Linked DNA regions of Homo sapiens: regions 1 and 2 are each linked to region 3. Evidence: chromatin contacts called from ENCODE Hi-C or POLR2A ChIA-PET data. All regions are on one chromosome and are shown on one strand. Each heading gives the region's core, a stretch centred on a gene start or an enhancer-like site at or near the end of the contact. The rest is flanking DNA. Distances are from core to core; before and after follow the strand shown.

Region 1 (2,700 bases), core at 57-2,556, 150 kb before region 3:
TTTATCACTAACCTTTGAAATAACCACACAAGGTAGATACTAATTACATCTATGTTACAATGAAAAAAAGGTACGTAATTTGCAGAAGGTCACCCAAATTACCTGGGGTAAATTAAACTCTCTGAGACTTTTTTTTTTTTTTTACATTGTAAAATGGCAGAACCAGGATGCAAACCTAGGTTTTCTTGCCTTTTAAAGGTTTTAAACCTTATGTTTTGCTTTCTCAGTGATTCTGTCTTTTTGTTTTTTTGAGACAGGGTCTCACTCTGTCACCCAGGCTGGAGTGCAGTGGCATGATCAGGGCTCACTGCAGTGTCAACCTCCTGGGCTGAAGCCATCCTCCCACCTCAGCACCCCCAATAGCTGGGTCTACGGGTGTGCATCACCATACCCGGCTAATTTTTGCATTTTTTGTAGAGGCAGGGTTTTGCCATGTTGCCCAGGCTGGTCTTGAGCTCCTGGGCTCAAGCAATCCACCTCACCTCAGCTTCCCAAAGCACTGGGATTATAGGAGTGAGCCACCATGACCGGCCTCTTGGTGATTCTCAATATATCTCCCACGGTAATCCCGCTTTCTGCCACAGTGAGCCTACCTTACTGAGAAAGTGTATCACACAAAGAGCAATCCCACACCAGGACACGGCTCATGAATATACCATGGCAAATATTCTCTGCCATTATACAAGGAGATAAGAGACAAGAAGGATGGAAAGGGTTTTTCCTCTAGAGTATCTTACAAAGAAGCAGGTGACTACTGGAAAGGGATCATATGGCCAGGTTCTAAAAGTTATCCTTCCTTTGTATGGGACACAAGACTAAGTGATTTTTAAAATTAGTATTTTTTTTTTTTTTTTTTTTTTTTTTTGTAGAAACAGGGCCTCATTATGTTGCCCAGGTTGGCCTCATATGTTGCCTGGAACTGCTGGCCTCAAGAGATCCTCCTACATTAGCCTCCCAAAGTGTTGGGATTACACGTGTGAGCCACTGTGCCTGGCCAAGACAAAGTAGCTTTTAATGTACATCTAAATTAACAGTTTATAAGCCTGTCCTGCACCAACAACTTTATTAATAAGCGTGTGTGTGTGTGTGTGTGTGTGTGTGTAACATATATATACAATTTATTGCTTCAAAGACTGAGAATTGAAAGGCAAAATGTGATTTGGAAACCACCCCTGGTGAATAGTCAAGAAAATGAGTTGCAATACCTCCCATGTTTTAACCACACAAATTTCCTTCCTCCCACAAAGCCTTGTGCGACAGGGACCCATGGTCAACCCTTAGCCACCCCAATGCAGCACCCACTAGTGAGAAGGTGCTGAACAAAGGTAAAAAAAGAATATGGTATAGTGCTACGTAGGCTGTACGAAGGCATACAAATGAAAGTTCTATTTTAAACGGTGAACACACAGCTTCCTGGTAAACAAGCATATTTTTCAGATAACATCTACAAAGAAGTCAGAGAAGTTACTTGATTTCCTGTAAGCCTGGGAGAATGTGACTAGGTACGATGGAACCAAGGATCGTGCTTTCAACTACACACACATATGCCGATAAACAAGTACATGCTATTAAGCAATAAAACAAAAATTTAAAACCCTGCTGAAATTATAAGAAAGATAAATTAGGATAATTTTTGACAAAAGGACACATAGCTTCCCTTGAAGTTATTCTCTCTCACGACGCATTTAAATGTTGATGTAGTTTATCAATAAATACTTTTTCCAAAAACAGATCTATTCCATACACTGAAGTCCATCTACTTTCAGAGGCCATGAAACAAAAAAAGATTTTTATCAACTTCCATCTAAAACTTGTCCTCAAAGTTACTCTGCAATCTTCTATGCTATCACAGAAGAGTACCCACATGCCCTACAGTGTGCCCAAATAAATATCATTCCTCTTCCTCTAACAATTTCCCCCAGTATATAACCAAAGTAGGTCCATGTGTGTCCCTCCTACGGCATTACACAAAGTATGTCCACATATGTTTCTCTTACATGTCAATTGAAATCTGTATAGATTATAGCTAAATCTAGTTTCCCACATCACATCCCTTATTCTGTTACATTGCCTGAGACTCCCCTCCACACTCCACATCCAGAAAGACATTCCTTCAGGCCTTGCTCACCAGCCCTTTCTCTCCCTCTACTTATTCCTTATCCTCATGCACATCCATACCATCTTTTTCTCTTTTCACTTCTTGATATTTTTCTTTTAGGAATAATTGCCAATTTCCTCATATTCATGAAATAAGAAAAGTCCCTTACAAATAAGATCCAGTCTTTGAGCACTTTTTAAGTTGGCAAGAAGAAAAAAATTGAAGTCCATGGGTCAAAGAGGCAACTGAGGTAATAATACAGAACTAAGTTTCTTAATTCAGAAATTTCCTAGCATTATGGAAATGGTATTGAGTTCAGGTCAGGGTCAGCAGACCTGGTTTTTAATCCTACCTTTGTCAATAATTGTGACTTTGGCCAAATGATCACTTTTGGAAATCTCATTTTCCATGTAAATGTTTGTTGGTTAAAATTTAAATGTTCACAATAGCACTGTTCTGTCGCTTCACAGAATTGTGAAGATAAAATGTGAAGTAAAGGTATTTTAGAAACTAAAGAATAACATTAAACAACCTTTGCACTTATTTTAGAGATAAAGTAATAAAAATAGCCAAAACATAACAATGCGTATGTTACAACGGAT
Region 2 (2,700 bases), core at 134-2,633, 170 kb before region 3:
TATCTTCTCTATTTTAAAGCTGAGATCTGCTACAGAAAAAGCACACAACTGATCTGAACCATTATAAATTCTTACTCTTTAAAAGTCTTAGTTGGACTCTCAATACACATTCACTTGTAGATCAGACTTGTAAGACCTTGCTTCCATTTTCTTTAGCCTCTAAGCCTCTGCCATAGAATAAGATCTATATTCAGCCTTACTTTACTCTTTTTCCCTCAATCTTTTTTTTTTTTTTTGAGACAGAGTTTCACTCTCGTTGCCCAGCTGAAGTGCAATGGCACGATCTCAGCTCACCACAACCTCCACCTCTCGGGTTCAAGAGATTCTTCTGCCTCAGCCTCCTACGTAGCTGGGATTACAGGCATGCACCACAATGCCCAGCTAATTTTTGTATTTTTAGTAGAGACGGGGTTTCTCCATGTTGGTTAGGCTGATCTCAATCTTCTGACCCCAGGTGATCCTGCCTGCCTCGGCCTCACAAAGTGCTGGGACTACAGGTGTGAGCCACCATGCCCAGCCTTTTCCTCAATCTTTTAAGCATATTACTACGCCTAATTACTTAGAAACAAAAAACATAAACTAAAAATGTCCTCAGCTTCCCAATAAATCTATCTGTTCACCAATCTCTCCTTCTTTTTAATCTCAAAAGAGGTTTCAACATTCTGATTAAAGCCAATTTCTCTTGTTTTCACCTTGGCCCAAATCCCTATCATCTCTTCTAGGAACTTGCTCTATAAATTGTCCTCTCTTTGATGGATCACTCTAATCTACACAGTCTCAACAGATACTTCCTTTCCAAATGTAAATATCCTCACATTTTCCCCTCCTACCAAAACACTTTGAATATATGCCCTATCTAGTTAATTTCAAACCACTCTTTCTTTCCAACAAATTAATATGTACTGTCTTCATTTGTTCACTTCTGAATCTTTCTTTTTCCACTATTTTATACATTGTATCCATGTTTAAATTCCCAGCATAACTCAGTAACTGACACATATTAGGCACTTTCAACATTCCACTCAAAGCCACCAATCACATCTTCAGTAGCTGAATCCAATGGACAAATTTTAGACATATTTTATCTGGCTTCTGCCAGCATCAAGCTGTTAGCTATTTTTACCATCTTTAAATGTTAATCTGCTAAACTTTTATCTGCTAAAGTTTTCTCCCTTACATTTTCTTGTCCCAGGCATTCTTCAAATGCAACTGTTCGTTTACATTTTATCCTAAATTCTTTTCTCTTTCCATTGGAGAAGACAGGGGAGCAAACGCTAAAGCTACTGCAGCCTTTGTGATTTCTATCCCTCACCAAGAGACAGCACTAACCACTTCCTCCTCTATGCTAACTATGCAGCATGTACATGTTTCTTTTTGTACGCATGTCTGTTTGCATATCGTGAGAAACACACAAATCACTCCACAGAAGTTGACTTGACCCTAGAAACTGAATTTGTAATCATTTTTAAGCCTCCTCTTCTAAACCTTCTTTTACAGATACAAAAAAATAAAACATTTGGTCCCAATGTTATTCACATTTCTTTAAAAAACCAAATTAAAATGTCTTAAATTCCTTCTGGAGTTATACACAATAATTATACTTTGATAATGCATTTTAAAGTTCTACTCACCCAAAGGCTGGTCAGTTGTTTGCTCTTTATTATCTATACAAAGATAAAAAAGCAAAACATGTAAGATCCATGGTATATTTCCAGAGTTAAAGATACATGAAAAGTATATAACATCAGCAGCATCACTTACAGAATATAGTTTCTACTCTTCAGATTTTTAATAAAAACACTCTTGAATGGAAAAAAACGATGGTGGTGTTCACAATAGGAAGTAGCAGTAGTTACCATTTCCTGATGCCTCAGCTGGCACCGTTCTATATGCTTTATATATAACAGATCTAATGAAACCTCACTCTACCCTATGAGGTGCCTACTATTATTAACCCCATTATATAGATAAGGAAATTAAGGCAGAGAGAGATTAAAGTCACTTGCCCAAAGTTATGAAGCTAGTAAGTAGCAAATCTGGATACTAACTTAGGGAGTCTCCTTCTGGATTCTATGCTTTCACCCTCTAGTATACATAAAATAAAATCCCGCCCCGCACCTGAAGCACCATGTAGGGAAAGATGTAGTTCATCAGTTGTGTGTCCACTACTGTCGGGAGATAACTTTGTACTACTGGTCAAATACATGCCACTGAAGCCTATTAAAAGCTTTCCCTATACAACATTCTTCTTTTAAACCTAAATTTTTGGTACTCCCTGAATTGTGGGAAATGAGGAAAAACTCAAAGGGCCAGGAAAATTTTAGAATCTTAGTGGTGGCTATTTACAAAAGTTTTTCTGAAATAACTTTTCATAATGTTCATTAAAGAAAAGCAAGAATTAACAGACTAATTTAGGAAAGGGGATTCTATCCAGACCCCCTATTCTCCCCCAGTAAGAGAAACAATTACTAGGATGGTTTTTGACAGTTCAAGACCTACTTGAGGCAGGTCTCATTGAGGCTTTATGTGAATTTGAGGACACTACAGCAAGGAGAATGACGCACAGGTAATGGGGACTTTCTGCTGTGTCTAGTTTGCTTATATACAGTCAGCACAGCCCAATGGCATTCACAATAATAGATGTTTGCTAATGCAATATGAGTATGACACTAAGCAAACTAGTAATGATGCTAAAATAAT
Region 3 (2,700 bases), core at 181-2,680:
GAGGTCTATTGCTTTTCTCGGCAATTCCAGGCCAGCTCTGGTCTGGATGCACCAGTGAACTTCTGTGCTATCTGGTGGCCTAACCACACCTTCTCCAAGTAGGTCTAAACCTCTTCCAACTTTGTCCTTCCTTGGTACTTTCCCTTACCTAGAGTACTATAGACAGTTTCCTTATACCTTATAGCACTCTTCTATCACAGTCAATAGTTCTTTATATTGAACTTCTCTTATATAACCTACTGTGTGGTTTCTATGATTGGACCTAGGCTATTCATCTCATCAGTAAAGAAGAGATGATAACATCTTTTTCTCAGATTTATTTTACGGATCAGATGAGAAAACCCTCATAAAGCTCATAGCTCAAGGCTCTGCCTGTCAGAGCTCCCCAACTTCCTCTTTTCCTGAGCTACTGCTGTTTTTTCACAGAGAAGAAGGAAAATTAGTATCAGTGAGTGAGTGCCTTCTGGGCACCAGGCAATATGTCAGGCACTTGACAAGATGGTGCAGACATGCATGTGGTTAGTCTTAGAGGAGGAGACAGAGGGTCAGAGAAGCTAAAGAGGTTACCCGTGGTCATGCATGCTATATCCAATTAAGCTGGGCTACAAACGCTGGTTGCTAGTCCTCCAAGTCCACGCACCACACACTATGTTGGGCTTACTCCTAGAGCCCCAAACACTCCTTTTTTCACTTGAATGAGTACAATTTCCCTACATAAGGAAATTGTGTCAGCACTCACTCGAAGTTTCAGCACTCATTCTATGCTGAGAATAGGTGCACAGCAGAAGAATCATTTGCTAGCATTCTTTTGTAATGACTTAACTAAGAAATCTCCTCCTAAAAGAAAGGTCTGACTCATTGGGAAGGTGTGAGTCTGTGGTTTCCCTTTCTCTGTGAGCTGGCCTCTGGATGAGAACCGAGGAGCCTGCTCTTGAAACTGATGCCGTAAGCAAGTACAAATATGAACTGGGCTGTTAAAGGCTTCACTTCAAAAAAAACCCCATTGGTTAAAATCAAATTTATGGAATTGCTTATCAGCAGCGGGCCAGTTGTACGGTTTGTTGCTTCAACGTAACTTCCACAGGCCAGCAATCTCTGTTATGTTCATTGATGTTTCCCAGCTGCCTAGAACAGTGCCTGGTATAAAGTAGATGGTCACTAAATGTGTGTCAAATGTATGAATTTACACGGTCAAGGATTCAACCAATTTTTTTACATGTGGAGATTCACTAGGGTATTTTGAAGTAGAATTTTAATTTAAAAGTAAGAGGGGCGATATGGTTTGGATCTGTGTCTCTACCAAATCTTGCACTGAGATGTAATCCCCAATGTTGGAGGTGGGGCCCAGTGGGAGGTGATTGGATGATGCGGGTGGTTCCTCATGAATGGCTTAGCGCCATCTCCTGGTACTGGTCTCGTGACAATGAGTGAGTTCTTGTGAGATCTGGTTGTTTAAAAGTGTGCGGCACCTCCCCCTTGCTCGCTCTTGGTCCTGCTCCTGTCGGGCAAGATGTGGGCTTCAGCTTTGCCATCTGCCATGAGTAAAGTTCCCTGAGGCCTCTCCAGAAGCAGTTGCCACCATACTTCCTGTATAGCCGGTGGAACCGTGAGCCAATTACACCTCTTTCATTTATAAATTACCCAGTCTCAGGTATTTATAGCAGTGCAAGAACTGACTAATACAAGAGGAAAGGTGCAAATAAATCTCAATGGAATATGATTATTTTGTAAATCACGGCATGATACTATGATGATCTATTCCAGTGACCAAGCTCATCCTAATGAAAACTTGTCCTGTGTTTAATTCTCTTCAGAGGTCAGTCTCTTCTAGGTACCCGCTTATTACTTTGCTGATGTAATAGTAATCAATCACGGAAGAATAAAGGTACCATCCCAGTAAATATCATAGTAACTTTTTAACTGAAGCCCTTTGGAAAAAATTGCCCAGTGCCTGACAGAGAATTCTGCACATGACAGCTACTCCATAAATGTCTGTTGACACTGATGATACTGTGATAATACCAGGACCTTAAAATAAGGGACTGACATAGGTAGTGGAAATGCAGGCAGGATAGAAAGGCCGGAGAGAGGGGTGGTGGTGCTTTTGATGGGGCAGTCTCTCTATACATTTCACATAATGACCAGGAAGTTCCCCATGTTTTCTGTGCTTAATGACTCAGTCTATTTGTGCTATAGCATATTCTTAAAAGGCTGAACCAAAATACCAAACCAGAAAAGTACTCTTTACATGTGTTACAGATATTGAGGTATAGAGAGGAAAGCATATGCACATCAAACTCTTTTAAAAAAATACCTTATCCCTTATTTCCCAGAAATGATATTTCTTCTTTTTAATAAAGAAGAAAAAGGGATATAGAAAGGGAATAAATATACTTTTCTTTCCGGGAACACCAGGATAACCAGTAGTGCTTAGGGTTCAAAGTCTCTTTTAAAATGGGGTTGTTGCAAAGTCAGGAGCAGATGAAAGTTCAAACCCTTTCAAGTGTAGAGCTTTAATGGGTGAAGTTGGCTACAGCTGTCTCAACTGGTACATGGTTCATTCATTTATTCATTCTCTCAACAAACACTTAGTAAGCATCTACCGCATGCTAATCGCTATAACAGGCCTTCACTAGAACACAGAATGGGAGCTCCTTGTAGATGAGCATTTGCCTGTCTTGTATCCCCATTATCTAAAAC

What was found. Hi-C counts contacts between places; a loop is a spot of excess contacts on that map. ChIA-PET counts read pairs that join two places held with the same protein, here RNA polymerase II (POLR2A). Pooled maps may share reads with other maps.
Region 1: a map of naive thymus-derived CD4-positive, alpha-beta T cell shows a loop between it and region 3 (4-fold over the local background). The contact joins two enhancer-like sites. A Hi-C loop is called at or near these places in 24 of 168 maps with a recorded cell type or tissue (B cell, CD14-positive monocyte, CD8-positive, alpha-beta T cell and 19 more), 37 of 37 single-sample maps with no recorded cell type and 25 of 50 pooled maps. POLR2A ChIA-PET finds 5 or more read pairs at or near these places in 31 of 52 experiments (AG04449, AG04450, B cell and 23 more).
Region 2: a loop to region 3 is called in a map of CD4-positive, alpha-beta memory T cell, with 2.6 times the contacts of the local background. The contact joins two enhancer-like sites. A Hi-C loop is called at or near these places in 1 of 168 maps with a recorded cell type or tissue (CD4-positive, alpha-beta memory T cell) and 7 of 50 pooled maps. POLR2A ChIA-PET finds 5 or more read pairs at or near these places in 5 of 52 experiments (GM10248, GM12878, activated B cell and 2 more).

The regions. Positions count from the first base shown.
Region 1 is chr18:58,686,702-58,689,401 of GRCh38, reverse strand. The region is part of intron 2 of MALT1 (MALT1 paracaspase); the gene reads right to left. The region is part of intron 2 of LOC105372146 (a long non-coding RNA gene); the gene reads left to right. Among named protein-coding and RNA genes, the nearest start is that of MALT1-AS1, 16 kb to the right of the region's middle. Within about 2 kb of position 1,306, at least 5 of the 41 ENCODE cell types and tissues checked have a DNase peak (open chromatin) inside an H3K27ac peak, as active enhancers do; they include GM12878, where a contact is called at or near this core.
Region 2 is chr18:58,714,899-58,717,598 of GRCh38, reverse strand. It overlaps MALT1 (MALT1 paracaspase), which reads right to left. Exons shown (of 17, transcript NM_006785.4): 9 at 1,632-1,664. All of the region lies in intron 1 of LOC105372146 (a long non-coding RNA gene), which reads left to right. Among named protein-coding and RNA genes, the nearest start is that of MALT1-AS1, 44 kb to the right of the region's middle. Within about 2 kb of position 1,383, at least 5 of the 41 ENCODE cell types and tissues checked have a DNase peak (open chromatin) inside an H3K27ac peak, as active enhancers do; they include GM12878, where a contact is called at or near this core.
Region 3 is chr18:58,540,066-58,542,765 of GRCh38, reverse strand. The region is part of intron 4 of ALPK2 (alpha kinase 2); the gene reads left to right. Among named protein-coding and RNA genes, the nearest start is that of ALPK2-AS1, 16 kb to the left of the region's middle. RefSeq lists an enhancer at 1,528-1,607. Within about 2 kb of position 1,430, at least 6 of the 41 ENCODE cell types and tissues checked have a DNase peak (open chromatin) inside an H3K27ac peak, as active enhancers do; they include GM12878, where a contact is called at or near this core.